2 separate regions of the Homo sapiens genome follow, and region 1 is linked to region 2. A link is a loop called in an ENCODE intact Hi-C map of the cell type or tissue named here. Cell type or tissue: endothelial cell of umbilical vein. All regions are shown on one strand. Links, peaks and the distances in the headings refer to the core of each region. The heading gives the core; the rest is flanking DNA.

The links. Hi-C counts contacts between places; a loop is a spot of excess contacts. Peaks named below come from ENCODE experiments on the same cell type or tissue, not always from the same donor. Only the 100,000 strongest peaks of a DNase experiment are listed, where the experiment ranks them.
Region 1: a loop joins it to region 2, with 7 times the contacts of the local background. A loop is called at or near these places in 29 of 110 quality-filtered maps.

Annotation. Positions count from the first base shown.
Region 1 is chr10:130,119,929-130,135,367 of GRCh38, reverse strand. It overlaps LOC102724883 (a long non-coding RNA gene), which reads right to left. Exons shown (of 3, transcript NR_188169.1): 3 at 8,018-9,114. It overlaps LOC105378561 (a long non-coding RNA gene), which reads left to right. Exons shown (of 6, transcript XR_001747659.2): 1 at 1-1,909; 2 at 3,631-3,763; 3 at 5,064-7,052; 4 at 7,587-7,781; 5 at 10,490-10,678; 6 at 11,049-11,367. LOC124902560 (a long non-coding RNA gene) reads left to right here and starts at 13,284. Exons shown (of 2, transcript XR_007062392.1): 1 at 13,284-13,734; 2 at 15,115-15,332. It also overlaps the pseudogene PPIAP32. RefSeq lists enhancers at 8,531-8,700, 11,787-11,956, 13,185-13,685, 13,666-13,835, 13,686-14,186. In endothelial cell of umbilical vein, for the core only: a CTCF peak has its summit at 7,375; a DNase peak (open chromatin) is centred at 7,387; H3K27me3 peaks cover 619 bases.
Region 2 is chr10:129,023,150-129,038,588 of GRCh38, reverse strand. LOC124902559 (a long non-coding RNA gene) reads left to right here and starts at 1,836. Exons shown (of 2, transcript XR_007062390.1): 1 at 1,836-1,943; 2 at 2,133-3,270. RefSeq lists an enhancer at 3,678-5,396. In endothelial cell of umbilical vein, for the core only: a CTCF peak has its summit at 6,860 (motif pointing left); DNase peaks (open chromatin) are centred at 3,078 and 6,798; H3K27ac peaks cover 602 bases.

The sequences.
Region 1 (15,439 bases), core at 3,882-11,881, 1.1 Mb before region 2:
TGTCCCTCCTCCCCTGGCCCTCCGCGCGTGCCGCCACTCATTGCAGCCCCACAGAGCCATCACCCATTGTAACCTCAGAACAGAAGGGGCTGGGTGGGTCCACAGATCCCTGCACTCCTCCCGTCTTGCCTCCTTGGATGATCCCTGGCTTGTCTTTCTCCCTTGGGAATCCCCCTGATGTTGGCTCTCCATGTGGTGTACTCTGTACCCCACACCCCATGCTTCCCACACACCTTCTGGCCTGAGTAATCTCCATGCCCCCAGTGACATCAACCTCCAGGGAAACCTCAATAGCAAGCCCAGAACCCTCCCCTGCATCCCAGAGCCTAGCATCCACTAACTTTGAGGAGGGGCCATCTTTTATTGGATATCCCCAAACCACACTGGGCCTTCCCTCCAAAGTGCCTCTCCTCTTGGTTCCCATCTCAGGGAACACCATCGCTCCCACCCAGACACTTGGGGCTCCTTCTGACTGGTCCCCCTGCTGTCCCTGGGCTTTGAGGCCAAGCCCCCACAGAGCCTTCCCTACTAGCCAGGTGTTCCCAGGCCTCCTTTGCTTGCTTCTACCGTGGCCTGTCTCATGTTGTAGAACTGTGCTTGTCCTCCATTGGCCTGTGTTCTTAAAGGGCAGGAGCTGATCTGTGTCTCAGTGCCTGGATCAGAGTCAGACACATAGGAGGTACTCAGTCCATGCTAACAGCTGCCAGAGGACTGGGCTCACTGGATTGCAAAGACTTCGTACGAGAAAAGTAGCATATCATTCATACTTTTTATATTGATTACATGTTGAAATGAGGATATTTGGATATATTCGGTTTTCTGAAATATATTATTTAAATTGGTCTCTTTTACCTTTGGCTCCTGAGAAATGTCTAATTTCATAGGCAACTTTCATTCGTGGCCCTTGAATTTTCTTGGGCAGCACTACTGTGGTGTTTAAAAGCCTTTTGGAGCCTGTCACATGTATACCTCACCTGGAGAAATACATGGTATTGAACACGGTAAATTGTGTTATTTAAAATGCAACAGGAGAGTGATGAGGAACCATTTTGTATCTTGCCTGTGGTGGTGAGAACACAAACTAAACATGATAAAATTGTATAGAACTTGGCTGGGTGCTCTGACTCACACCTGTAATCCCAACAATTTGGAAACCCCAGACAGGAGGATCACTTGAGCCGAGGAGTTGGAGACCAGCCGGGCAACATAGGAAGACCCGGTCTCTACAAAAATATATATATATATATGAGTCAGGCATGGTGGCTCACACTTGTGGGCCCAGGTAGGTGAGAGGCTGAGGTGAGAAGATCACTTGAGCCTGGGAGTTGGAGGCTGCAGTGAGCCATGATCCTGCCACTGCTACTGCCCACTAACCTGGGCGACAGAGCAAGACCCTGTCTCAAAAACAAAAACAACGCACACACACACACACACGCATGCACGCGCGCACGAGTACAAGTAAAACTGGGAAAATCTGAAAAAGATCAGTCGATTGTTTATAAATATCAACATCCTGGTTGCAGTATTACAGTTTTGCAAGGTGTTGTCATCGGAAGAAAGTGTACACAGGATCTGTATTATTTCTCACAACTGCATGTGAATCTACAGTTGTTTTAAACTAAAAAGTTTAGTTAAAAACCATGTAAATAAGACTTTAAAGTTTACTATGAAAAGAATGCAATAGGAGGGAAAAAAGACACCATGTCAAAAAAAAAGAAAAAGATACCATGTCATAAAACAAGATACACATTCTGGTTATCACTTTTTTTCTTTTCTTTTCTTTGAGATGGAGTTTTGCTCCTGTTGGCCAGGCTGGAGTGCAATGGCGTGATGTCGGCTCACCGCAACCTCCACCTCCCGGGTTCAAGCGATTCTCCTGCCTCAGCCTCCCAAGTAGCTGGGATTACAGGTGTGTGCCACCACGCCCGCCTAATTTTGTATTTTTAGTAGAGACGGAGTTTCTCCATGTTGGTCAGGCTGGTCTCGAACTCCTGACCTCAGGTGATCCGCCCGCCTCGGCTTCCCAAAGTGCTGGGATTGCAGGTGTGAGCCACTGTGCCCGGCCTGTGATTATCATTTTTAAGTAGAATTGAATGTAAATAAAACATATAACTATATCAGTGAATGGCTCATAGAAAAGGGTCTCCAGAAGGATGCTCCCCAAATTATTATCAGAGCTTGCCTCCAGAGGGCAGAAACAGAGGAGAGCTAAAGGGAGGCCCTTCACTTTGACTTACACACTTCTTTGTGTCATTTGCTTGTTTTCTAATAGCATAGACTGCTTTTGACATTTAAAAAATAATGAAATTGTATTGCACAGGGGAAATGTGCTATAGTGAATCCTTTTCAAAAAAAAAAGCAGTAATCACCCCTCAAATGTGGCTGTTTTATAAATGCTGATTTTTCTTTTATTTTTTATTTTTTGAGACGGAGTCTTGCCCTGTCACCCAGACTGGAGTGCAGTAGCGCGATCTGAGCTCACTGCAAGCTCCGCCTCCCGGGTTCATGCCATTCTCCTACCTCAGCCTCCCGAGTAGCTAGGAATAGAGGCGCCTGCCACCACGCCCGGCTAATTTTTTGTATTTTTAGTAGAGATGGGGTTTCACCGTGTTAGCCAGGATGGTCTCGATCTCCCGACCTCGTGATCCGCCCACCTCGGCCTCCCAAAGTGCTGGGATTACAGGCGTGAGCCACCGCCCCCGGCCCGCTGATTTTTCTTTTAAATGGAATTTGCTGAAAGTGGCACAAACCAGTTGCAGAGCAGACTCTAAAAAAAATGCTATGAAAACTCCTGGATAACACTTCCATTTCTGCCCTTTTTGTAGTTTATTATTGTAGGGGCCACAGGAAAGCTTCTCCTTAGCCCTCTGATGGTTTGCTGAAAATCACTGACAAAAGGCAGATTAATAGGAGAAAAGATAAACAAATTTATTTGATCACAGTTTCACGTGACACGTGAAGACTCAAAGATACAGGGAAAACTGTCCATTTGTATGCTTAGGTTCAACGAAGTATGGACAGTTATGTAGAAATACGATTGGACAAAATGGGTATGCTCTTATGCTAGCAGAACTCACTGGGGGCTTTGCAGATGCTGACGCCCCCCAGAACCCCCTGCTACCAGCCATGGTCAATCCCACCATGTTCTTCAACATGGCCGTCAATGGCAAGCCCTGGGGCCATCAAACAGCCCTTCGAGCTGTTTGCAGACAAGATTCCAAAGACAGCAGAACACTTGCATGCTCTGAGCACTGGAGGGAAAGGATTTTGTCATGAGGGTTCCTGCTTTCACAGAATTATTCCAGGGCTTATGTGTTAGGGTGGTGGCTTCACACGCCGTAATGGCGCTGGTGGCAAGTCCATCTACAGGGAGAAATTTGATGATGAAAACTGTAGCCTGAAGCATACAGGTCCCGGCATGTTGTCCAAGGCAAATGCTGGACCAACACGTACGGTTCCCAGTTTGGCATCTGCACTGCCAAGACTCAGTGGTTGCATGGCGAGCATGTGGTCTTTGGCAAGATGAAAGAAGGCATGAGGGTCCAGAAATGGCAAGACCAGCAAGAAGGTCACCATTGCTGACTGTGGACAACTCTAATAAATGTGACTTTGTGTTTTGTCTTTGAAAAGAACTGACTGGGAGAACCCAGCAAGGCTGGTCTGGTGTTCAGATTCTTCCTGGCCTCTGTGCAGCCTCCTTCCTTCTGGGTAAAGGAGCAAGACCCTCTGTGGAATGAGGTCTTATGAACTACACTCAAGCAAGGTAGGTGAGAACATTTCTTTTTGGCCAGTTTTTTTGTTTGCTTATTTTTGAGATGGGGTCTCGCTCTGCCACCCAGGCTGGGGTGCAGTGGCATGATCTCGGCTCACTGCAACCTCCACCTCCCGGGTTCAAGTAATTCTCCTGCCTCAGCTTCCCGAGTAGCTATGATTACAGGCATGCGCCACCACACCAGGCTAATTTTTTGTATTTTCAGTAGAGATGGGGTTTTACCACATTGGCCAGGCTGGTCTTGAGCTCCTGACCTCAAGTGATCCACCTGCCTTGGTCTCCCAAAGTGTTGGGATAACAGGCATAGCCACTATGTCTGGCCCATGGCCAGTTTTTACAGAGAAAAGGTGGGGTGTTGGGTTCTTTGTTTTTACACGGGAAAGGTGGGGTCAGCTTATTTAGCTGACCTTGCTATAGGATATGGTGTATTAGGTAGCACGGAGAATTTTGGATTTTCGGGTGTTGGGGGGCAGGGAGTTAGAGTAATTATTTGGGGGAAAGGGGTACTGGTTTCTATGATGTGCCTAAGGGAAGAGGGATTCTAGTTTCTCTGGCTAGCCTCAGAGGAGAATGAGGGGCAGGGACAGGAGGGCAAGAGAAGATCAGAGAAAAACTTTTGCTTCTGAGGTTGTAGCTGAGGCCTCATTCTAGGCTTCTGTTTCCTGAGCCCATGTTGTCACTGTTGATATCAAGAGGCCTAGGGGCAGCAGATGACCTCCTCCCAGCTCTAGGAGCTCTGATATTCTGACATGGACAGCAGACTACTAGGCTCTGCCCTGAGCTGAGCCAGGTTTTGGGGAGCTATGGGATACACAGGTGCCCACTGGTAGATGGCACTTTTCAGCTATTAAAAGCCCCCAAAGGTAAACATCTGTATTGATCATTCAGCACCCCATTAAGCTGATGATGTGGGACCCACACTGCCCATGACCCACTGTATAGCTAAGGAAACTGCCCAACCCACAGCAGAGGAGGGACATCGCCAGGACTCACTGCCCCGAACAGTGCCCTGGAAAGTCCATCCTCTCTCCCTATGACCATGTTAGGGCCCACAGGGAAAAACTGGCCATGACCCTATTAAATTGGCTTGGGCTGGCACAGAATGCGCTGGACCTGGCCTAGAATGCGCTGGACCTGGCCTTTCCCTTAAGCCCCATTAAGCTGAAAAGCAAGGACTGTGGCTGATTGTGGCCATGTGCCCACGGGTTCCTCCTGGCCGCTAATATTCTACTGACCCTGTATATAAGCATCATTTAGCCATGGTTTTTTTTTTTTTTTTTTTTTTTTTGAGACGGAATCTCGTTCTGACGCCCAGGCTGGAGTGGAGTGGCATGATCTCGGCTCACTGCAACCTCCGCCTCCCGGGTTCAAGCAATTCTTCTCCCTCAGCCTCCCAAGCAGCTGGGACTACAGGCGTGTGCCACCACACCTGCATTTAGCCATTTAGCCAAGTTCTATTCCGTCTTGGTGGTGGTGGTGGGGTTCCCATAGCCTGAAGAATAAGGGCCTGGGGCTCTGGGCCTGGGGACTGAAGCTTAGGCCTTGGAGACCTGAAGCTCCAGTGGAAGATGCTTTCCTGGACTTTCCTGGCAGCAAAAAAAACTTCACCTCTTGCCTATGAATTGCCTGTATTTTAAAGGGTGTGTGTGTGTGTGTGTGTGTGTGAGAGAGAGAGAGAGAGAGAGAGAGAAATTGAGGTGTAATTATTTTGCTGGGTGATGACAACAAACATTTACTGCTCCTAAACAGGCAAGGAAATGATTTAGCCATGAACTTTTCATGATGCCTCATTCCCTCCTGTGGTCCCGTGGTCCTCAGGCTGCGCAGTGGGAGAAGGGGGGGTGGGGGGCCACAAATAACCCACGTGGAAAGGAATGTGGGGTCAGCCTCAGGAAAACTGGGAGGGGAGGTCCCACCTGGTGGGGGTCTTTGTAAACCCTACCAAGGGAAGCCCAGAAACACAAAGAGGTGCAGGGAGAGAAAGAAGGAGGAGGTGTTTTAAAGAGTAAAGCCTGGCATTAGAAAGTGTTATTCGAGTAAAATGGCCAACGTTTCCTTTCTTTTAAGAGCGACTCTTAAATTCCAATTACTCCGCCCCCAAAGACCAGTTGAGAATAACCCCAACTGGAGGGAATTAATTTCCTTAGGAATTTCACTCTTACAAGATTAATGGAGCCCCCCTGCAGAGAAACGGTAAAACTGTAAGTACAGTAGATTTGCACCTGAAGGATACATATTTTAATTTCTGTTCTCAAGCTGCGATAACATCTTCTCCAGCTACTATAAAAAGCATAAATGAGCACCCGCACGTCTGCTGAGAACTTGCAACCCCAGGCTCCCCGGGAGCAGCCCCGCGCCGACCCTCCACGTTGCTCGCCTGGGTGCGGCGTGGGCGCGGGGATGGGAAGGCGCGGGGATGGGAAGGCCCAGGGCAAACAGCCTCCCCGCGAGCCGGGTCGACCCAGCCCAGAGCAGAACCCCTGGACCAGATTATCTTAAGTCGACCCCTACCCCGCCCCCAGCCCTGTCACCCACCGTGGCACCGCCCTCCCGCGGGGACAATTGGCCTGGACCAAGAATGGGGAGCCTGAACAGTGGCCGGTCTCCCACCCGCTCCTCCGGAGCCTGCAGGGGGGTTCAGCCTCTGTCCAGCAGACTTCCTGGCCCCAAGAACGGGCCTTGGGAAGGGGCTCCCCTGACTCCAAGTTGACAGCAGCCCGTCCCTTCTCCTTAGCCCAAGCCACTCTGGCAATGGGGACCTGCCTCCCTCACGCTAACCAAGGACCGGTCTGGGATGGGGAGTTGGAGATGGGCTGTGAGGACTCTTCTCTCAGCCCTTAAGAGTCCAGAACTTATCTGGGAACACATCAGCCAATTTTCTGTTCCCTTTCTTGCCAGGAACTGCTTTTATTGGAAGAAGTCTATGTATATGCATGCCATAAAGGTTGTTTATGCTGTCATAGCTAGATTTTTATTGGTTGTATTTTTGCTGCACTTGCTTGAAAAATAATTATTTTCAAAGAAAAGAAGAATTACATATCCAGTAAACTAAATAAGACTCACTGTTTATTAGAGACCTCTGACAGCTCCTCAAACACGAAAAAAGATTTCCAAGTAGTGGATGGACAATTTATGTGTAAGTTTATTTGTAAAACAGATTTCAAAACATACTTCATCTTGACTCTGCCAATAAAAATACATTCCATTTCTTTTCAGAAGTATGTCTTATCTGATGGCTTCACAGTAATCTGGTTTCCCCTAAGAAGCTAAGACTATCTGGGTAAGTGTGTACCCAGTAGCCTAACCTAGCTTTGGGTTGAGTTGTGGGGCTGCTATACAGAGGGGAAAAGTGATTACGTCCCACAAGAAGTTCTCTAGAAGAAATGTATTTATAAGAAATGTAGTTCATAAATCCCAACCCAGCTATTGCAATCTCTAAAAACTAGTTAAAACAATTTTCAAACATGTTTGTAATTGTTTGTTTACAATTTATCGGGGGGGAAGAAAAACTCACCCTGGAATGCCTGCCCATTTTCCATTCCCTACATAGATTCTAATCTCCCACCTAGGATGAGCCAGGGACTTGGGCGCGAATTGTAGTGCCAGATTCCAGGCTGTAGGTGGCATAAGTGCCTCTTCAGGCTGGAGAAACAGCAGCCTTTGTTGAGTGGCTTTATTCAACCTGAGAAACCACAGCTGAGAATTCACACAAACCGATGCTGTATTTGTGGAGGCTCCACCGACTCACCCAAAACACGTGCTTTTCCCCTGACCTGCAAACTTTTAACACCTTCTTCTCTTCCCGTTTCACTAGGCTATTTGAGATCCTGCAAGATTTATCAAGACTGTACTAGCCATATGAAAGCATGTTAACACAGGGAGGGAGAGAGGAAAAGCCCTCCACATGTTATGACTGGCATACATGCTTCCAAAGCATCGTTACTAACCGAAGGCCCAGTTCCTGAGGCGATCACCCCAGACACACTGAATGCAATTTGTTGGTCACTGAGTGGGTATACCTAATCACCACAGATGTTTACATGCAGCTGCATTTTCTCTCCGTTTGAGTCACAATGTTTTATATGTAAATAGTATTGTGTGCATGTGTGTGCATATGTGTATTTATCCTCCAAGTCCAGATGGAGTTAATTTTCTGCTGTTATTTGTAGTTCATGTTTCATATCTAAGAAACTAAGGACCCAGATGAGCTTTCCTTGGTGTCACAAACTTTTTTTTTTTTTTTTTAATAGAGATGAGGTCTCACTATATTGCCCAGGCTGGTCTCCAACTCCTGAGCTCAAGTGATCTTCCTGCCTTAGCCTCTCCAAGTGCTGGGATTACAGATGTGAGCCACTGCACCTGGCCAACAAACTTCTGATTCTTATAGAATCAGATGTAATTCCTTAGAGACCTGAGAAGTTCTATACTCAGGTTCTTTCGTGCCGTCTGACTCCAAGAGCTCTTGCCTGAAGGAGGTCCCTTCCAGGACACTGAGTCCCAACCCACACCACCTCCTTGGAGGGCGTGTGCCCTCTCTTCCGCTGACCTTGACATTCTTGCACAGGCTGCTTGTGCACAGAGGCATCACCTCCCAGAGGGGACCTCTGGAGTGGCCCCAGGTACCAGGTACAGTCAGCCGCTTCTACCTGTGGAAGGCGATCAGGGTAGAAAGCTCTGGGAAGCACTAAAAATACACACAACCCTTACAAACACAACTCGGTGATACATGCTAATAGTTCTGGACTCCAAACTGGGGCCAAAGCACAGACTCCACAGCTAGTTCTAGCATGTAGCAGATGTCACCCAACCTGGAAAGCTACTTGGTTGAAACTTAGTTAAATCCGTGGCCACAGCAGTTTTATACTTGACCTGAGTCCTCCAATGTCTGCCACACCTGCAGTGGCTTCCTTCCCATTCTCTCTCTCCTCTAAAATACAAGAGGCATTTCCCCCCAGTGCAGGAAGATGGAACAGACTATTTTGGTTAATCATCTACATTTGTGTTCTTGAGTTTCTTCTGGAGTTGTCCAGCCTGGGGCTGCATGCACATTGGCCCACCACAAATGCCTCCCTCTGCGGAGAGTGAGGTGGGCCGGTCGGGGCAGAACGCCTGCTTCTCAATGCACCCCTTGCTCACTCAGCTCTGGGAGCCCCCCTGCCAGCGTGCCCGAGAGCTACTCTAAATGAAGTTCGAGCTCCATTTCAGGAAGGTGGTGAGACAATAAAATAACCCAGGATGACGTGAACAGTTTTGCATTTGCTTCAAACTCTGAAAGGATTCATGGTTCCCACGGCCTCCAGACTGGATGGACCACTTTGGGTTTCAATGGCAGGATGATTTTTCTGTAAAACAATGGCTGGCTTTAAATTTCTTCTTCTAGAACAAACCAAAAAAGAAAAGAAAAAACAAACCACTAATTCTTAAGGATGCATAGGCCCCAGTTGCCTGATGGTATGTAGAAAGAAAGAAAGAAATACAGCGGTAATGTTCTGGTGAGGGAGCTAGTTTCCTAGGAGTCAAGTAGAAGTTTGCTGTTGACTCCATGATTAGCCTACGTCTGAGGTTGTATCTATTACTTGCCCATCATATGAAATATGCTTTAATCAAAAGAAACATCTTATTGAAACACTCCATGCCAACATTACCTTCAGACTTTGCCACCATAACATATACGTTCTTTTTCCAGTTTGCCGCTGGTTGAAATGACTAAGTGGAAACGGGAGATGCAGGAAGAAAGTCACCCTCCTATGATGAGAGACGGATGTGTGGGGCCCTAATGAGGAACCCTTTACTCCATGAAACCGAGGGAAAGAGCTGCGCTGAGCCACGTCTGGCTGACTCTGCACAGACAAAACGGGGCAGCTCTGCTGGCCACCAAGCCCATCAGCAGCCAGGTGGTCAGCGAGGAGCAGCTGCCCTGAGGGCTGATGGTAGGAGGCAGAGAGCCCAGGGCCGAAAGAACAGCGGGCTCAGTGCCCTGCTCCCTCCTTCTCAGCCCCGCCACGGGGAAGCACAGTTTGGCCCCATTTTCAAAACCACTGTGTTTTATTTCTATTGTCCCAAACCCTCTGGCCTTCTTCCTAGAGAACACCAAGAGGAATGCTCTCACCAGTTTGGTTGAAACCTTATTTTTTAGTTTGTGCACATTCAATGTCACTGTGCTAAGAGTGACCGGATGCATTAGTCAGTTTTCATGCTGCTAATAAAGACATACTGGCCCAGCGCAGTGACTCACGCCTGTAATCCCAGCACTTTGGGAGGCTGAGGCGAGTGGATCACCTAAGGTTGGGAGTTTGAGACCAGCCTGGCCAACAGGGAGAAACCCCATCTTTACTAAAAATAAAAAATTAACCAGGCATGGTGGCGCATGCGTGTAATCCCAGCTACTCAGGAGGCTGAGGCAGGAGAATCACTTGAACCTGGGAGGCAGAAGTTGCGGTGAGCTGAGATTGTGCCATTGCACTCCAGCCTGGGCAGTAAGAGCGAAACTCTGTCTCAAAAAAAAAAAAAAAAAAAAAAAAAATACCCAAGATGGGTAATTTATAAAGGAAAGAGGTTTAATGGACTCACAGTTGCATATGGCTGGGAAGGCCTCACAATTATGGCAGAAGTCAAAGGAGGAGCAAAGTCATGTCTCACATGGAGGCAGGCAAGGAGCTTATGCAGGGAACTCCCCTTTATAAAACCATCAGATCTCATGAGACTTCTCATTATCAGGAGAACAGCACAAGAAAAACCCACCCCCATGACTTGATTACCTCCCACAACACGTGGGAATCATGGGAGCTACAATTCAAGAAGAGATTTGGGTGGAGACACAGCCAAACCACGTCACCAGACTGCCTCTTCAGGGAGTGAATCACAAATGTATTCCTGACCACCCTGTTTTCTCCCCTCTTGAATCAGGTAAGTCCTTGCCCAGGACGGAGATTGGTCCTAACTGTATTTGCCCTAAAGAAATATGACCTTTTATGATGGGGTATATTTATTAAATAACAGTATTCTGATATTTAATGACTACATGACCACTAACACAGCTGGATGAAGTTGAATTCCAAAGGAATCCCAAGGCCTAATCCTATCCTTAAATAAAATATTATTTTCTTTGAAAAAGGGTCTTGCTTTTTCACCCAGGCTGGAGTGCAATGGCGTGACCATGGCTCACTGCATCCTAGACCACCCAGGCTCAAGGGATCCTCTGCCTCAGCCTCCTGAATAGCTGGGACCACAGTCATGTGCCACCACACCAGGCTACTTTTATTTTTATTTTTTATAGAGATGGGGGTCGCCTATATTTCCAAGGCTGGTCTCCAACGCCTGGGCTCAAAAGATCCTCTGCCTTGGCCTCTCAAAGTGCTGGGATTACAGGTGAGCACCACCATGCCTGGCCTAAAATGTTCTTTTTTTAAGAGATAGCTGTAACAATCTTTAACTATTTAGCAATCCTTTTTTGGGGGAAAGGTTGTCTCTTGTTTGTCAGCAAATGTAGTATGTGAGTTTACATGTCTTTGCTTTCATTGTATAATTTCAAATAGTCAGAAAATATTGCATTCACTGGCAATCAATTTATTTTGATTGATAAAAAGGGGTTAATAAAAACCCCCTTAGAAATAAAAAGAAGGTGAATAGTAATATATCAGTCATGGTGCCTTCTTTCTGCTATGCATAAAGAAAACAAGCTTTTTTACTTCTCCCCAATAAGTCTTCTCCCCTTATTTTCTACACCTATGGAGTCATTTATAATCTTTATTATTTCCAACCACACACTAACATGGCATCAGTCATATTTCCACATGCTGGGGGTTTTTTTTTTTTCCTTACTATGTTGTGAGAACTGAAAGGCAAAAATGTCCTATAATTTATATGAAAATACATGTCCAAAATGGATTATCAGACATAACTGATGTGACTTCATACACTTGAAAATAAAAAAACTTAGGATGAAATATAAAACATCATGGTAAAATTTCAATCTATTGTTGAAATAAAACATGACTTAGAAAGGACACTGGTGTGTGGCATTTAACAAACATTGTCAAGCTCTTAGAAGCAGGGGTAGGTTAAGATGGGAGATAGTACTTTCCATTCAAACATAAAACTATTGACTTTGGAAGGTACATTTGTGGTTTATTAATATTTTTATTTATCAACAGCACCTTTGAAGAAAATGCAAAATGACTATAAAATTCTTACCTTCTGTATATAGCGAGTGTTTAGAGTACCATTGTGAGACAGACTTGGGCATATACGTTATACAGTGTCATATAGATCTCTAATTTGCACTGGTCATAAAGTCTTTTCTTTTTTTTTTTTTTTTGAGACAGGGTCTTACTCTGTTGCCCAGGCTGGAGTGTAGTGGTGAGATCTTGGCTCACTGCAACCTCTGCCTCCCAGGTTCAAGTGATGCTCATGCCTCAGTCTCCTGAGCAGCTGGGATTACAGGTGCCCGCCATGACACCTGGCTATTTTTTTTATTTTTAGTAGAGACGGGGTTTCACCATGTTGGTCAGGCTGGTCTCGAATTCCTGACCTCAAGTGATCCACCCACTTCAGCTTCCCAAAGTGCTGGGATTACAGGCGTGAGCCATCGCACCTGGCCTAAAGTCTTTTGATATTAAATAATTATCTTTGTTTATCATCCTTAAAAAGCACATTTACAATGTCAGAAAATAATTCAGGGCACTGGCTTAGATTACAAAAGTCTGCATGTAGAGACATTATTTTGAAAGTTGAGGCCAGGTGCGGTGGCTCACGCCTGTAATCCCAGCACTTTGGGAGGTCAAGGCGGGTGGACCACCTAAGGTGGGGACAAGTTCGAGACCAGCCTGACCAACATGGAGAAACCCCGTCTCTACTAAAAATACAAAATTAGCTGGGCATGGTGGCGCATGCCTGTAATCCTAGCTACTCGGGAGGCTGAGGCAGGAGAATTGCTTGAACCCGGGAGGCGGAGGTTGCGGTGAGCCGAGATCGCACCATTGCACTCCAGCCTGGGCAACAAGAGCAAAACTCCGTCAAAAAAAAAAGAAAGTTGAAAAATAGTGGATTGTTACTTTCTTTTTTGTTTTAATGAAGTATTCCTGGATTATTATAAGGATTGCATTTAGAAAAGTCTTTCTCTTTTTTTAATCTCATTTTTATGAGCAGGTAGAAAAGTCTTAAACTGAGTCTTATAAAAGAAAATACAGCCTAAGCTAAAATGATATTGGAACAAAACCATGACCCTCACCAAAACAAATGTGTGGCTTCCCTTATAGGGAGAAGGGCATCCTTCAGGTTCTAATCCTCTTGGGCTAGAACAACTGCCCTGTCCACAGGGAGAGGAGAGGGCTAAAGACCGAGGCTAGACAGGAGAGACAAGAGACAGCAAAGTGGGAGACCCTCCATAGACAGACCTATGCAGCTACTCTTTAGTGATGCGATTTGAACATACAAGTGTCAGATGTTATGAGAAAATCACGAAGCAGCGCCTGCGTGGCTTGTGCATTCTCACCGACTTGTCTCACTTAACATCGAGCTGTGTCTGCTTCACTGGAGCCTCTCCTGCAGAGAGGGCAGGAGGGCAGGAGAGCAGGGGGACCCCTCCTAGAGGCCCCCAAGGGCTGGGCCTAAGCAGACACCCCACAGCTAACTGCTGAACTCACCCATCCCCTGGCCTCGAGCAGGCACCCACTCTGGGCCCTGCCTGTGCCGGGCGCCGGGACACACAGATAAGCACACACAGGGCACCCGAGCTCCCTCAGCAAGTCCAGGTGAGCAAACGCAGATGGCCAGCAGAAAGGGGAGCTCCTTTGGAGGACCAAGTGCCAGGAGAGGTCAGAGGAGCAAGCCTGAGCCACGATGGGAAGTCCCCATGCAACACTGGCTGCACCTCGCAGGAGGAGAGAGGTGGAGAGGGCATGGCATGAAGCCAAGCCTGGAATACACGGCCCCGGGGCAGTACAGGCCCCGGCAACTGGCTGGTAAGCGGGACCAGCAAGGAGTCTGGTGGGGAAGCAGACAAACCCCTTAATCACACATGGCCCTGCACAAGCCACTTCAGATGCAGAATAAAGAGTACACAAGCGTGTGCAACAGAGGCTCATGTCAGAAAGCCATGCCCTGGGCCTTGCACGTCACTCCCCAGCAGGGTGCCCAGAAAATGCCACTGGGAAATGGAGGCCTTTGGGGTACCTGACAAGCTAGAGCTGTGGGTTGCTGTTTTCGTTTGTTTGTTTTTGTCTAACTCACCTTGTTTTCAGGAAGACTTGCAGCTTAATAAGGAGGCTTTACATGGGAACCCAAAGGCTACTGGGTGCAGAAGGGTGGGAAACCAGATGGACTTGGTTGAATTCAGGTCTGCCACTTGGTGGCCTTGCGGCCGTGGACACCATGGGTAACTTCTCTGAGCCTCAGTTTTTTTGTCTGAAAATGAGGATAGTCCTGCGGTATTACTGTAATAATTAAATGAAATCAAAGGTGCCAGGCTAACTAGCGAACTCTCTGTTGGCACACTTCTTTCCTGAGTGCCTGCAGTGTGCCTGGCTCTGGACAGCAGGGAACAAAGCACTCTGGGGGGTTGCGGAGAGAGTACAGAACATCAGCTTGTGAACCCCGAATATCTGAGACAGGTCTCAGTTAATTTAGAAAGTTTATTTTTGCCAAGGTTGAGGATGCACGCCCGTGACACAGCCTCAGGAGGTCCTGATGACACATGCCCAAGGTGGTCAGAGCACAGTTTGGTTTTATATATTTTAGGGAGATACATCAATCAACATATGTAAGATGTACATTGGTTCAGTCCGGAAAGGCGGGACAACTCGAAGCGGGAGGTGGCTTCCAGGTCATAGGTAGATAAAAGGCAAATGGTTGCATTCTTTTGAGTTTGTGATGAGCCTCTCCAAAGGAGGCAATCAGATATGCATTTATTTCATTGAGCAGAGGGGTGACTTTGAATAGAAGGGGAGGCAGGTTGGCACTAAGCAGTTCCCAGCTTGACTTTTCCCTTTAGTGATTTTGGGTCCCTCAGATTTATTCTTCTCTCACAAACCAGAAGACAAACTGCCACAGAGTGATGAGCACCCTGGAGAACTGGAATTGGGCCACACAGGCCAGCACCAGGTGGCTGCTTTAGCCCGGGTGGTCCACACGGCTTTGCCGGGAAGGGGACATTTCAGTCAAAATCTAGAAAACAAGGAGCAAACCAGGTGTAGTTGAGGGGTTGAGGGGTGATACGGTTTGGATGTTTGTCCCCTCCAAATCTCACGTTGAACTGTGACCACCAGTGCTGGAGGTGGGCCTAGTGGGAGGAGTTTGGGTCATGGGGGTGGATCCCTCATTATTGTCTCCATGCCGTCTTCCAGGTAGTGAGTGAGTTCTGGCTCTAAGAGTTCATGCAAGAGCTGATTGTTTAAAGAGGCTGGCACCTCCTCCTCCCTCTCTTGCCACGTGAGACCCCGCTGCCCCTTGGCCTTCTGCCATGATTGAAAGCTTCCTGAGGCCCCACTGGAAGCAGATGCTGACACCGTTGCTTCGTGTACAGTCTGTAGAACTATGAGACAAATAAACTGCTTTGTAAATACCCAGCCTCAGTATTCCTTTATAGCAGTGCAAAACAGACTAATCAAAGGGGGAAGCATTTCCAGGTAAAGAAGATAACCAATTATTGTTATTGTAATATCTAAAGAA
Region 2 (15,439 bases), core at 2,642-10,641:
AGGCAAAATTCCATTCCAAATATAATGACACTTTTGGAGCCTGAAAACCTGCAAACTTTTAAAAATGATGTGAGGCAGACTGAATAGTCCTCCTGACTGAAGCATATACACAAATGTGCAATTGAGAATCCCAAGACCTGGCCAGACAGAGCTCTGCAATGTGATGCTTGTTGATTTGATGCTCCTTTGCCGTGAAGGAAGCTTAATGCTTTGTTTCTTTCTCTTTAAATGGACAGGTAGAGTCAGTTTGCATCAGTGTGAATGCATGTAATTAGTACAAGGAATTCTTTTCTCAGTAAATCAACAAGTGTTTATGGAGTGTCTATTACATTCAGCAAAGCTCTCTGGGGATATAAAATATATAGACCTGCTGCTCATAGACAAAATAATTTTAGCATCTACTATGTGCCAAGCTCCTTGTGTACATTATTCTCTCCACATGAAACTTCTGCAGAGTTGACACCTTAGTACCCATTCTACAAATGGGGAAACTGAGGACTAGCTGCGATCACCTGTGCAGTTGTTGCAGCTGCCAGGGTTACCCACTCTCTTTTGTCGGGTGCTTACTGTGTGCTGCACAATGGGCTGAGCTCTGTCTACTGTCTTGTAGCACCCTGTGAGGTAGATTGTATTACTCACCCATTTTACAGAAGAGGTAGGTGACAGCGGGAGAGGCCAAGTGACTTGGCAGCAGGTGCTAGCATTAAGATTCACAGTAGACTGAGCACGGTGGCTCACGCCTATAATCCCAGCACTTTGGGAGGCCTAGGCAGGTGAATCACGAGGTCAAGAGTTGGAGGCCGAGGCAGGCGAATCGCGAGGTCAAGAGTTCGAGACCAGCCTTGCTAACATGGTGAAACCCCGTCTCTACTAAAAATAAAAAAAAAAAAAATTAGCTGGGCATAGTGGTGGGCACCTGTAATCCCAGCTACTCAGGAGGCTGAGGCAGGAGGATCGCTTGAACCTGGCAGGTGGAGGTTGCAGTGAGCCGAGATCGTGCCATTGCACTTCAGCCCAGGCAACAGAGTGAGACTCCGTCTCAAAAAAAAAAAGAAAAAAAAAAGATTCACGGTAGAGACTCTATTGGTTGGTCTGGGCCATCCTAGGCCATTGCCAGACTACTGAGTGTTCCCCTAGAGCACACGCTAGAAAGAGGAGACCCAGACATGAGATGCCCACATATGTGTTTACTTCTGGGAAGACAACGTGCAAGACAGAGCTGAGTTCTGTGGAAGCAACGCCAAGTGTTACAAGAGTTCAGGGAAACAGAAATGTTGCTGAGGGCTGGAAGTGCTGGGGCAGGTGGGTCTGAGAGAGGACCCTGAGCAGAAGTGGGGTTGCATCCCAGAAAAGGTGAGGTGTGATGCTGCCCCTTCTTCTTGCTCTGTGGTTTCTTTTCCTGGTTTCATTTACCTCATCACTACTCTGCCAGACCGGTTTGATCACCTGAGTATCTGTGTCACTGCTGGGTGATCCATGTGTGGTCAGATCCGTGTGCCCTGAGCGTCCTGACCTGCTCCTACTTCCCACCACTACTGCCATACACACGTTCCACATCCATGCCTATTCCATCCCTACCTCTCTCTTTCTATATATATATATATATATACACACACACACACACACACACTTGTGTATATACACACATACATAATGTAAGAAAATATTCCATGCATATAAATATTATCTACATGTAAAATAAATATAATAGAGATAGTTAACTTTAGGCTCACACGTCTCCCAAGCAAACCACAAGCTTATGAGTGCAGGACTCTTACGTGTTTCCTTCCGCAGAGCCCTGCACACTGTAGGGGCTGGGGCGTGACTTGGCGAGTACAGCAAGTCTGGCTAGAGTTTCTCAAGGGTGTGCCCATGGGGATTAGTGGAAAGAGCTCTGTGCTTGGGTTGGGTGGTTTGCCCACTCCACCTTTTATTCTCCTTGGGTAAGTGGCTTGGGACCTCATTTGCCCTTTCCAATGGGATAGCAACATGTTTCTTTTTGGAAGCTACTGTGAAAGATGATGATCTGGGAGGGACTTGGGACACAGGCTTATTTGTTACACAGATGCCACCGGCCTTGCATCTCTCTTGTGAGCTCAGAAGTTGCTTGACATCACTGCCTTTTTCATCAGGTGGTTCATAGGAAGAGGCCAAGAGAGAGAGAAGGATGCTGTATTTATGGGAAAAGGCTACCAGAATTTCCATCCGAGGTTGGTGGTCCATTCCTCTACCTATGTGGAAGGCAGGTTCTCCTTGACAATAGCCAGGTCTGCATGTGTCTTCCACTCAATCTACAACGTATCCACGGAGAGTGACCTTGTACTCAGTACTCAGTACTCCAGCCCCTTGGCTGGAGTTAGCTCTGCCCGCTCCACCCCTGTGCCTTTTCTGGCCCACTTGAAATTTGATGTCTTGGGTTGTAGCCTATTTTTAAGGTTGAGTCTCACTCTTAGACTATGAGCTCTTGAAAAATAATAACTGTGTCTTATTTGTCTTTGCTCTTCCACTTACATATAGGAACTACTAATGACATTTAGCAAATGTCTCTTTATCTTTTGATGGAGCAGAGAGAGGTCTGAGGATGAACTGCTTTCATCTTCTCGCTGTGTGATCTTGCACGGGTCCTTTCCTATCCCTCCTCTGCCACTCTTCTAGGACCGAAGGGGTTCGAGGGTGACCTTTCTGGCCACTTGCAATTGCTAAGAGTGTATTGATTTGAGAATTAAAGGAACGTGGCTCTTGAAATGTGTGTGCGGTAGAGGCCATCCAAAATAGCTAATGAAGAAACATCCTGGGGATTACGCCAAGTTCACAACGCATTTTAATGAGCCGTGAGTGTGTGTGAATGCGTGTGTCGACCACATGCACATTGATGGCTGTGGCAGGGAGGACGCTGTTTCTGAGAGTAGAGTCCTCACTTCTGAGAAACTTACAGAAGGTGGAACAGATCACGCCGTATTTCATAGCAGCCTAATTCTGACATGCATCTGCAAGCCTCATAAGTCGTGGTTTGGTCGGTGCTGCCCATCAAATCAACTTCCTGAACTTGTTTTCATCTGAACTCCAAGGCAGCCCAGGCGCGGGGGGAGCGCAATCGCTCGTGTCTGACTGGCTGCCTCTGAAGTCGTCCGTTACCAGTAGTCTGTTTAGAAGGTGGATTGTTAATTGTTTGATTTTTCTGCCAACAGGATTCCCTGCAAATTAGAATTGTAATCGCTGTGGGTATTTCCTGAATTAAAAGAAAATATATAATAAAATAAATAAATATTAGTTGTTTGGTTGTATAAGCTTTTGAGACCTGCGAGGCTCCTCATCAATTATTAAACTTGGCCGAAGATGACATTCCTAACTAGTGAGTGTGCCTGGAAAAAAAAAGACGCTGGCTAGAAAGCTTTGAGGCGCAAATTTCCACGTTCTTACTGCTTGGCTCTGAAAGTCTATGCCCGGAAGCTTTAATTTCTTTAATACTATATAATATAATTATATAGTACTTAAAAAACATGTAGTGTAGTTATTAAATATAGTTAGAATTTTAAATGTATCATTTGATATATTTAATACACACATGTATATATGTATTTTTAAGTGGGGTTTGGGCATTATTTAGTGTTCACACCTACGGAGCTCATTTGTCCAGCGCTATATTTAGGCATCAATAGGAGCGCATTAGGTAGCAAATAGCAACATGCTGGATTGGACACACTTCATAATTTGATGGCAGGAGAAAAATGGCAAAATATCGCTCTGGTCAAAGTTATTAAAGGCCAGGTTCACTACACGGTTCTGGTTAGGAGATAAAATATGAGAGGGCAGCTTACATATTGCCGTGATTAAATATTTACTGTTCAAAGAAGATTCACAGAACTTTTTAAAATTAATGGCTTCGAGTCTTTGTTTGGATAGTATCACAAGTATTGAACCATTTATTGAACTGTTTGCTGAGCTATTTTACTATCGTTAGTGACATCCTACATTGCCAGCCTTTCTCTCTCTCTCTCTCTCTCTTTCTTTCTCTCTCTCTTTTAAAAGAGAAATAGAGTGGAATCGCTCCCTTTCTGCTCTCACCAGCTGGTAGATATAAATTATATATTAAACTGTATTTGCAATGGATCACTGCAAGTGACAAGTAGTTTTCCGAAGGCTTTGTCATTGCAATGGAGTGTGCGCCTTTCGTACAGTGGTTAATATGAGTCCTTATTCATATTGTCCAAGTCTTCAAAAACATAATTCAGAAAAATGGGCAGCACTTAATAGAGCTAATCTCTTGTTCTGATTCAGCCTTCAAGATCAGCAGCCTGTAAATAAGTAAAAAAAAGGGCCTAAACGGATTTAGCGCTGTTAATCTTTCCATAGTGGGGATATCTAGCTCTTTAGTCTGCAGTCTTTGTTGACAGAAGTGGCTTCTATTGTGCCAGCTCCAGTGGCTCAGAAGCCGGTTCCTTTTGAAGGGACTGCTATCGGCCCTCTGCACGCGCGCCACCCTCGCCCTGCACCGGCAAGATAGGCTGGCCACAGCGGTGGAGGGAGAGATTGGTTTGTGTGTCACCCACAGCATATGCTGAATTCAGCTCCTGTAAGTGGTGCGGGGTGAATAGTAAGCGATGACAATGGCTTGTGCTACATGCTCTATGCCTCCTCTTGCTCTTATTTGACTTTGCCTGCTTCACTGATTTTATTATGACAGCCTGAATACTGAGGAGGGAATTAAACTGTTAAGCAGGCATCAGAGGCTGTCTAATGTTTAATGCAAGAGTCGGAGCATGTAAGAACTGATAATGAATACAAACAGGGCGACATCTTATTTGCTGTGTTTTTATTAGGATGACTTGAGAGCTTGACATCCATTGCTATCACTTTTCTCTTCTGTTTTTTCAGTTTTCGGGGGTTAAAATTTCTAGCACTGGTGACAAACGTGCCTAAATGTGATGTGAATTAAAGGCGGCTCTAGGAGATTGTAATACTTGGAAATCATCACCTATAATAATTATGTATAGATAGGAGGTAGTCATGGCTGTTAAAAGGTCACCCAGTGAGATGTAATTGCCTTTTTCATACTCCACTACATTTACTAGGACAGAAGCGCGACCCTGCTGGCAAGCGCAGTAAATATGCCATCTTGAGAATGTAATGATACATGCCAGCACTCTCTGGCTCTTGCTGACTGCCCAATTCCTGCGATGGGCTGGAAAGAAAATGGGCTGAAAATGTAAAAATAAAGTAATGACCACATGGTAAGAATGCGAAAATTAAAAATAAAATCTTCAATTAAATATCGTACCCCCCCCCCCCACCATGTCATAAAGACAGAAAGGTGCCTTATGCCATAATGACTTAAGAGGTGATTCCTAAAGGTCTTTTCTGTAGTTCTTCTTAAATAAAGAAACGGCAGCTGGAGTGGAGCGACGGCAGCCCGGCCGCAGCAGAGCCAGCCGCTCTCCGGGTTCGCAGCCGAAATTTCCAATGCCCTCGGTGACTCTTTAGAGAGCGGGAGTAAATGCCAAGTTGCCCACTTTGAAGGGACATGAATGCAGCTGGGAGACATCAGATTCCGTTCCACAGAAAGAAGCAGAAAATGTGGCGAGACTGTTTTGTCTTCCTGATTACACTGAGAGTGTATTGGGGCAGTCAGGAAAACAGACATATCCCTGGATATCCATATGCAGGCTAAGTCGCTCTTTTTTTTCTTATACGTGGCTTTGTTCCCAAGTACAGCAGAGGTGAGGGGTGGGGCGGGGGTGGGACCGGCAGGGCAGCACGGGAGAGAAGTGGCTTCCAAGAGCTTCCCTGGAAAACCTGCCATGCACCCAGCAAGGGAAAGGCTGGGGCTGTGGAGCAGCACATTGAGAAGACAAGAAAAGTCTGTTATTAAACATTCCCAGTAAATCACCGTTTGCACTGCAAACGCGTCCAATGCATGGTGGAAGGAGAAGCAGAGTCAGGAATTCTGTAGCGTGGAATGAGGGTAGCATTGACTTCGCAATCACGCCCTGCACTTCTATAGAACTGGATCAAGCAAAGTCTTCGTGGCGTGTGGACCCCAAGCTGAGTGAGATCATAGGAGCCCTCCTCTGTGTAGACACCAGAATATTTTCAAACTTACTATATCATTGTAGTTATCATGGAAATGGGTTTTAAATTACCGCCTTTTAACGGTGAACCCAGCTAACAGGAAACTTAGAAATCCAGCTGCCTAAGTCAACTGCTAAATTTTTAAAAAGTGAAATACAATATGTAATACGGTTCCCCCCGCACCCCAGCATCTTAAACATCCCTCTCCTTTAAAAATCTCCGGAGTGCTAGGCTATACTAGTTATTACCAATTGAATTTTCAATAGCCAACTTTCCAAGCCCTAACTTTGACAAATTTTATTTCACATTTGTCAAAGGAAATAAAGCTGACAGCATTACAGGGACTGTGTACTAAAAGTAGTATCTCAATTCCAGCAGTCTGTCCAACCTTTTCTTCCCTAGGGGAGCATTAAATCTGGACCCAATTCACAGCTTTGTTTGAACACTATATTTTGCCTTTTCTTTGCACCTTTGATATTTATTTCAGTGTTAAATCTATTCTTCCCTTCATCTATTACCCTGTTTTATTTCTGTTTTTGAGAACCTATATTTTTGCTAATAAATATTCACTGCACCATTTCATCCTGTACTTAATATGCCCAGTGCATGTTTTCTGTGCTAACTTCGCAACAGATTGAGTGGACATTCCACCGTTGCAGCATAGTCATAAAATTCAGGAACTTATAAAACCTACCTTTCCTCTTCCACCATCGCTTTGCTACAGTATATTTTCCGCCCTCTCCTCCCCGCTACTGGCTGTGGCCGCCCTGAGCAGAGCCACAGCTCCCCCCCGTGGCCTCCTGGGGGGATGGCTTCCCGGCCACACCGGAGACTCCCACCTCAGCCTCCTTCCTGAGTTTCCCATTCTGTCCTGGCTACTGCATTTCCGTCTGACCACATTTCAAACCCGGTTTGCAGGCCCCACTTCAAGTGCTGGGAGGTAGGTACAAAAGAAAGCAGCTGGGAAAAAATAATGTCTTCCAAACATAAGCCGACATATGTGTTGGCACTCATGTAGACAATTGGTGATATAGGGCTTGCACTCCCTTTTTTTCTGTCACCCTGCATCTCACACGCACACACAATACCTGTGTTTCTTGAGGGTAGAGATACGGGAGCCGGCACGGAGCTCAGTGCCGTGCAAACCCAGATTCGTAGGTGTGCTCTAGGGTCACCTTTAGGTTGCTTCAGGAAAATCCCCATGCAAGGTTCTTGCCAGATTTGGGGAAATGCTTAGTTTAATGGAAACACTGTTCACTTGGAGTAAGGTAGAATTATAGCCAACTTAAAACAAAAAAAAGCTTAACATATGACAGCGACTCAGCTGGAACCCTGGAACACAGACTGCACGCATCTCTGATCTTCCGCATCACATTAAGTAACAAAGACCAGAGGACTTCAGATATGTACTAGATAGACTGTGTTTGATCACAGTAAAATGCTTCGCCCCATTCCGGACTATGGATTGCCTCATTGATTTTTCTTCTCCCCTCCTTCCTGAAAGAAGGGACTCTTTTAAGTATGTCTGATTCTTTTAATTAGATCATTACTGCTACTGTAATGTTTACTCCAGTATAATCTCTTATGAATAGCATGGGGCTTTTTAACAGTAGATGTTACGCTGCCCCTGGTATCATTTGGGAAAATACACGCAAATAGTTAAGTCTGAATAATAAATATGGCTGCTTTCATACACGCTCGCGTGCGCACACACATGCACATACACAAATTCTTTGAAATCACTTTTGAAAAATACCAGCGTTTCTTGCGACTTAGGAAATGAGCTGCAGTCAGAGCGGGCACATCCGCCGTATTATGCATGTAAATGCATGCCGTCCATGGAGAAACTGGGTGTCGAGTGTCTGTCTGCGTTCGCAAACACAAGAAAGTTTCCACTGCAGTCATCTGAAAGATTTGAAAAGAACGACTTGAATCTGACCCCGATCTAGCTAGCAGGATCACCTAGAATTCTGTTTCTCTTGCCAAGGGTCTTACTTTCTTTTCCTTCCTTTTTTCTTTTCTTCCTTTTCCTGCTACCATGAGTCTATCTATCCATTCTCCCTTCTTGTGTTTTTCATTATGCGTTCTTAACCTCAGTTTGATGATCTGGACCATCTACGGGTTTGGCCGTGGTCAACTGGCTGCCCAGCGACGTAGCTGGGGCGCTTTGTGGATGTGCAGAGAGCACATCGGGAACTGTTCCCGCAGGCTGGGTCTCCCTGCATGTAAGTGCAACTTAAGGCTGTGGACCTGTGCGTGGGAGCAGCTGCACATATAAAAAAAAATCGTGGTCACTGATTTCAAAAGAATAACCATTAAAGAAAGTAAATATATTAAATGATAATTTCCAAAGACAATAATTAGTATAATAGATCTCTTCAAATATCAATGTTTATGATGTGAGTAATGGTGAAAAGCACCGTTTATTTGTTTCTAATGAAAGACAGAATAATTTTATTCAGGAAACTTAAGCACTTAGGTTCAGGCAACTGGGCAGGTCTGAAAGAGACCGTTCTTAGTGTGTGTAATGTAACTTCTATGGCACTGCCTCTTAAAGTATGTTAAATAATAAATAACTTATTAAAACATGTTCAATGTAATAATGCCCTTTTTCATGAATTGTTGTAAAAGAGAGATTAGAAAAGTAGAGGAAGCAGTCTTCAGGGGAAAATAACGGGAATTTCTAGCAGTAGAGTTGTGTAATGGTTCTATATTTTTAAAATGTGCCTGTACTCCATTCATAGTCATTTAAGTGCTTAAATAAGCACAATAAATGTAAATAATTTACTGCTTTGCAAACAGAAAATTGGGCAGAAAAGTAATTTTGAATAGCAAGTTGGCTTGCAATCTTCGATGATTTGGGACCCTGTAAAATGCAACTGACACGGCTGTTCATTAAACCGCTGCTATTGAGCCTTCTTTACATTCATTAGCGATTAATTCAGACAGATATTTAACTTAATAAGGTAAGCAAATAAACAAAAAATCACTTTCGGCGCCTTAAGGTTTTTAGACCTCTAATTGCTTTTGTGCCCTAATTATCAAGATTAACACCTTATACTGTTCTCACTCCGTTTCACTGTGCAAAAAGAAAAAAAAAAAAAAGAATGCCACCAGAGCATTTTGACATCTTTTAAGTAGAAAGTGGCAAAGGGTTAAGGATTTTCCCTTCTAAGACAAAATGACCACCCACCACAACCAGAGACTCTGGCGAAGTTGTGCGTGGATTTTTAAAAACATTAGCTGAACAGAGAGCCACACACGTCTGTGCTGAGAGAATAGAGCTTGCATGGAATTCTAAGCCAAGAGACGCTTCTGTCTTGCAGATAAATCAGACTTCCAGAAGGAGTGGTGGACTGCGTTTCGACTCTGCTCATCACGTCTCCGGCTATATTTTTGTTGCAGCATTAATCAAAGATTTGCTGTGTGGCTGTTATATTTAAAAGTTTACATTAACTTAAGGTCATGTGTAGTTGTCAGCACTTTGTAATTAGCGACAAACTACTTACAGGTCCTTGAATATTTACTGTAATAATATTATTCATAATAGAGTCATTCAGTATTCATGTGGATATAATATGTAATTCCATTGTAATTTAGCATTAATTAATGTCCACTTATTGCAGCATATTATAGTATATGAAACAATTTCTGATAAGAAACACCAGTGTAATTTAAGGATGAATCTGACATAATTTGAATAATGATATACATTGCTTCATGTCTGGATGCTTCTGTCCCCACCCCCATCTCCCTGCATGCGTGTGAGCCCGGAGGACCCTTGGAAATACCACATACACACGCATGCACTCCCCCACACACCCCTTGTGTGTGGAGCTGCGTAGGTATTTGTAAAGACACTCTGGTGTGTCTGGAATCCCTTTCTAGATCTTACTTAGGTCCGAATGTTGAAGTTTGCTACCATCAGAGCTTTCTGTTGCCACCGCAACACCTGCGCAAATTGCTGATTCAGTAGCTCTCCTAAAAAAGACCATCCTAAGACAGCTGCCCTTTCATATAGAGGCAACTATTCTTAAGTGACCATTACAACAGGACTTAAAAACTAAAAGCAAATGTCCGTGTATCTATTTATCCATCCGTCTCTCCTTCCTTTCTTTATCAATTAATGGATCAATTGATAGAGATATTTTTATATATCTTTTTGCCTACTGACCTATTGAGAAACAAAGTTAAAACTGACCATTCTGAACAGGAGCATCTAGGAAGCTAAGTGATGAGAGGTGCTAGGTTAGAATCGGCTGGCCGCTTTGAGACACTGGCTGTCTGCAGTGCTCCTGAAATAACTCTCCAGCCTTCAGGTTGCTAATTGCTGTTTGCTGGTCTTATAAGAAGTCCTGAAGCTCCAGCACCATTCTCACTTGAACTTGATAGCATATTTCACTCATTCTTGTAGCATTAGGGGATTTAAAACCTCCTTTTCCTTTAATTCTTTTCTTTCTTTAATGGGTGACTGGATAAATTCAGTGGTGGATTTTTGTGACATTAAAACAGCAGATAAGTCTATGATGCACTCTCGCTGTGTGGTTTAAAAATCCCTCACCATATGTTTCCTCACTGGAATGCCTCGTCTTGCAAAATTACAGAAACCGAAGCTTAAAAACACAATTAGGTAGTTTAAAATGAAGTATTAAAGAAATACCACATATATTCAGATGGCTGCAATGTTTTCTTCCCCTCTCCTTTTTTTGGTTTTGTTTTGTTCTTGGAGTATTCAAAAAGCCTCTACTGTGTTTGATTTTTACACTAATCATGCCCCATATTTTTTGGATTATGTTATATAGGCTGTGGTTAAATTATAAATGAAGGAGTGAACTACAGACTTCTTGTCATAACAGCAGATTTTATGTTGTTACAGAAAATGCAAAAAAAAAAAAAAAAAAAAAAAGGTTTTGCGATGAAGGGTCCCCTCGCTTATTTTGTGCTGCTTAACGTATATAGGCAGACAAGCAAAGCAATTTGTAGAAATGTTTTTCACAGTATTTTGAAAATTACAGCACCCTCTCCATCCTCTGAGGGGAAAATGAAGGAAAACTAAATACACAATGCATAAATATAGCTGTATCCTAAGAGCTTATGAAACACGCGCGTGCGCACACACACACACACACACACACACACGAGAGCCTAATTCAAGTTCAATTTCTTACCAAGTTATAAGCCCAATCAACTACTTCATGTGGTGGTGACCTAAAAACCATCTTTCATAATTCTAAGTTCTGTCTTCTTCAGTTGTTCAGAAAGAAGGAAAAGGCAACAAAAAGCCGGCATGACCAGAGAATTTACAAAGGAATCAAATAGCAGCTTGTAATTTCTATACATTTTTTTTTGTTTTTCCATTACACTTATTTCAAATTCACTGTACATGAAAACCTAGTAAAGTATTTTATAGACATCTTGCATCGCAGTGCTCAAAGCACTTGACTGAACGGCCACTTTATGTCCTGATCCTAGAGGGCTGGAGTTTTAAGATATAATTTATACTCAGCAAATTGATGAAATATTTAGTTTACAGGCTGTGGCGTTTTAGGTCCATTGTAACCGCATCACTTAAAAGACCTTGCTATGGAGCAGGCACGAAGAATAATTTTCTGCATGAAATCTACTGCCATGCTTAACCATTTTGTTAATTTGTCCCCGAACTTTTGCCAACTGGAACGGGGGTAAGAGGTCAGGGAAGCCTGAGGAACCAGAAAGGATTCTCTCTTTGTATGAAGTGATTCACTGGGCGCTTTTCTAATGGAAGTCGCGATGTCGCAGAATCTACTGGCGTCGTTCACATGCTTTCCATAAAGAGCAGATCCTATGCAAAAAATCACTAGCTTAGCTTCTGCCCTTCATTTGGAGATAAGTGGATTCTTGAATGTCTGAAAGAATATTTGATGTGGAACTTAAAACAATGCTGGAAAAATATCTTTGCCTTAATTGCCTTTCATTCTGCAGTGATGTGAGCCACTTTGCCAAGGAAGCGGGTACTGTGGGAACACAACCAGTGGCCCCCTTTGTGCCGAGTGCCGGTGGGCTCGGCTGTTTTGCTCCCCTTTAACCAGCCTTAAGGACTCTGGTTTGTTTTCTTCTTCTTTTTTTTTAATTTTTAATTTTTTATTTTTTTGGCTTTATTGGATGAACTGCCTTCCTGAGATAACAAATCTTCTTTTGCAGCACTTGGCGGAGTTTGGTTAGGGGCTACCTCTGAGCAACGTGAACTTGGCCTTGCTGGTGTCTTACACTAATACCTTCGCTCCTGTTAGGAATCAGGGTACTTGGGAAACAGCCTGGAGCCATACAGCTGATTATTTCACCAAATTTGCATCTTTTCAACAGTAAGGGGGATGACTTCCACAAATGCTCCCAGGCTCCACATAGATGTTAAGTGGTTGTTTCTAGTTCCTTCCCTCTCCCTCTCTGAAGACTCACTTCCCATCCCACCCACTCCCAGCCCTGTGCTGAGCCTGCTGGTGCCGTAGGCTTGCTCAGGCCTGGCAGCCTGTCCTCAACAGCCTGTCCCCGAGGCCAGCAGCAGGCGCATTGGGCTGGATGTCCGAGCGGGGTGCTTCTGGGAAGCCCAGGCACTGAGGCTGAGCTGCTTCCCCTGGCCCTAAACCTCCGTGGCAGGAAGGTGAGCCATCCAAGTATTGAGCACTACGTCGCTGCACACACTGGCCTGCGGGTATTCCCACCATGGGATGTCTGCCTCCTGCAGCAAGTAGATCCGGCAGAGAAGTAGGGCTTGAAGAGGGAGGGGGCGGGGGTTGGAGGCTGGCGCAGGCCTGGGGCTGGCAGTCTCTGGAGGGCCCTAGTGGGGGAGGGAGCCCAGCCCTCAGAGAGGGGTCCCACCCAGGAGATTTCCCCAAGGGTCAGGCGTCTGCTCCTGACTTGTAGCTGGAACAAAGAGGGTGGGCTGTTAAAGAATAAATATTTTTTTACTGTGGTGTTGATTAAAGATAGGATAAAGTTTTGTGTTCTGAAAATGTACCTGATGTTTGCACTCATGTTCTGATGGCCTTTTGCCAGCCCCTGGCTGGTCAGTCTGGCCATGTGGCTCAGCCATGACTGCATGGCCATCCAGTGGGTCCTGGCGACCCCTGGGTGGGCTTTGCAGGAGAGAGTGTCCTGGCTGGCCAGCTCTACTTTCTAGGACCTGGCAGACTAGAAAAATGAAGTGTCCACAAGTAGCCCCTGGCCTCTCCAAGGTCCCCGTGCCTCTTCCTCACCCGAGGAAGCCTTCCCTGGCAGATCCGAGCAGAGCCAAGGACAGCCCTGCCTCCGCTCCTCCAGGTCCTTCCAGCTTCTCTAGAAGCTTGCACGGCCAGGGGCCCGCTGTGGCATCTGGTGGCTTTGCAAGGTGAGATGATGGTTGGAACTACCTGGGCTTCTCCAGCAGACGGTTTCTGGCTCTAGGATGACCATCACTGGAGCCTTGTAAGTAACCCCTGGACCTGGCCTTTGTTCTGCCAGCCGGGGGACTCTTTCTGAGAGCATCGTTCATAGGAGGCTCACATTTAGGTGTGCAGATGTGAACTTGCACGTCCCCTTCGCGCTGTGGAAAGCTACAGGAAGTTCTTCACAAGCCTTGCCTGGAAAAGTGCAGTGTTTATTGACCTAAACCATTGCACTTGAGTTTTTGTTTTCCCTTTAAAATAATACCTCAGTGGGTAAATCCCTCAGCTCTGTAATGGTTTAAAAGCCATGGTATTCTTAGTTTTTCTGGATAGCTGATTTATAACAAAATCCATTTTCTCAAAATATAACTTTTTCTGTTTTTAGTACATGCAAGTATCTATACTTTAATTTTTAAATCTGCTAAATAAAATTGGAATTATTTCCCTTTTCCTTGTCCATTGAAGTCCAAACCAAACATAGCAGCCAACCTACTCAAAAGAATTTACAAACAGAAAAACTGAATCAAACTTTTCCAAATTTCATGTTTGTTTTGTCATGATAGAACTAACAGGCTTAACTGTATCTTTCATTATAGAAAAACCCTGAAATGAAGGAAGGAGTCTAATCCTTTTTTTTCTGGAAGGCACTTCTTGACTTCTGTACTTTATCTCATCATCATGACAAGGAGAAGAATGAGATGAAAGATTATAATGAGACCCATTTCCTTGTTGAAACAACAGAGGGATAAAGTGAGGAGGAACCGGGAAGACGGAAGAGTCTCACGGAGCTGGTGAGGCCAGAATGAGGAGCGTGGGAGGAGTGTCTCCCAGGTCCAAAGGCAAGGATTCTGCACCCCAAAAAAACACAGCGTGATCACCACAGCAGCCATGGCTCTGTGGGATTCTTACATTTTCCTGATCTTGCCATATAGTTTGTTAGTCATTACAAAGTTATTTCTTTCCTTAGCTGTGAATGGGAAGTGATTGCGGATGATCTTCAACTTTCATCAGGAACGGTAAGAAAACAAAAAACAAAAGCAAAGCCCCTGGCTGCCCGGCAGGCCCTCCCTGGGGCCTCTGCTGCCTGCTTCCCACCTGCCTTTGGTGGAGTCCACAACCATCGCCTTCGATCACCTTGAACGAAATATTATGCACAAAATTTAATAGCTTCAGGACAGGTCCTTTCATATACGCCTTGAAATTCTTCTTTCATTTTCTGCATCAGTATATTTCCTTAAAAGCCATGTCGGCAGAAACAAACTGAAATATGAAAACACACACACACACACACACACACACACACACACACACACCTATTTTGCTGTTAACAACAAGGTAAGATTATCAGTTTCTTTTCTATTTAGAAAATGGATTTTATTTAACATATAAATATTTAGAATGCCCTTGGTTTAGTTCATTTAAGGAACAGCTATATATACTTATTTTATTTGTCTTTTATTTTAATCTTTGTTTTGTTTCCTTCTTTATGCGTCTGTGAAGTGTATGTGACTATATTACACAGTATTACTGTGTAGCATAATATTACTCTATTATTTACAATGTAGGCGCGTATCACTGCAATTCTGCTGCTTTGTCAGTGTGCTCAGCTGTACTAGGACAAAAATCTCATTGTACCAAAAAGCTTACACTGTTCCAAGAAGATCTGCTGGAAATTTTATTTTTTCAGATGTGCCCCCCCCAATTCTCATCCCAGTTGTAGTTTTTGGCTTACACCTCCCCACCGCCATTTAACTTCTCTGGGAACCCCATTACTTTTGTCCACACTCACACTGTGACCTGTGCTACTCAGAAATTTTTGAGATGAAGTCATTGCTGGTTTGAGTTACTGGAGAGACATTAATTCGTCCAGCTGGGCTGGCTCAAGGCGGTCCCAGTGTTAGGCCCTGACAGCCACCCTCAGTGAGAAATCCGAGCAGGGACAGGCAGGAAGGCGCATGCAGAAAGATACA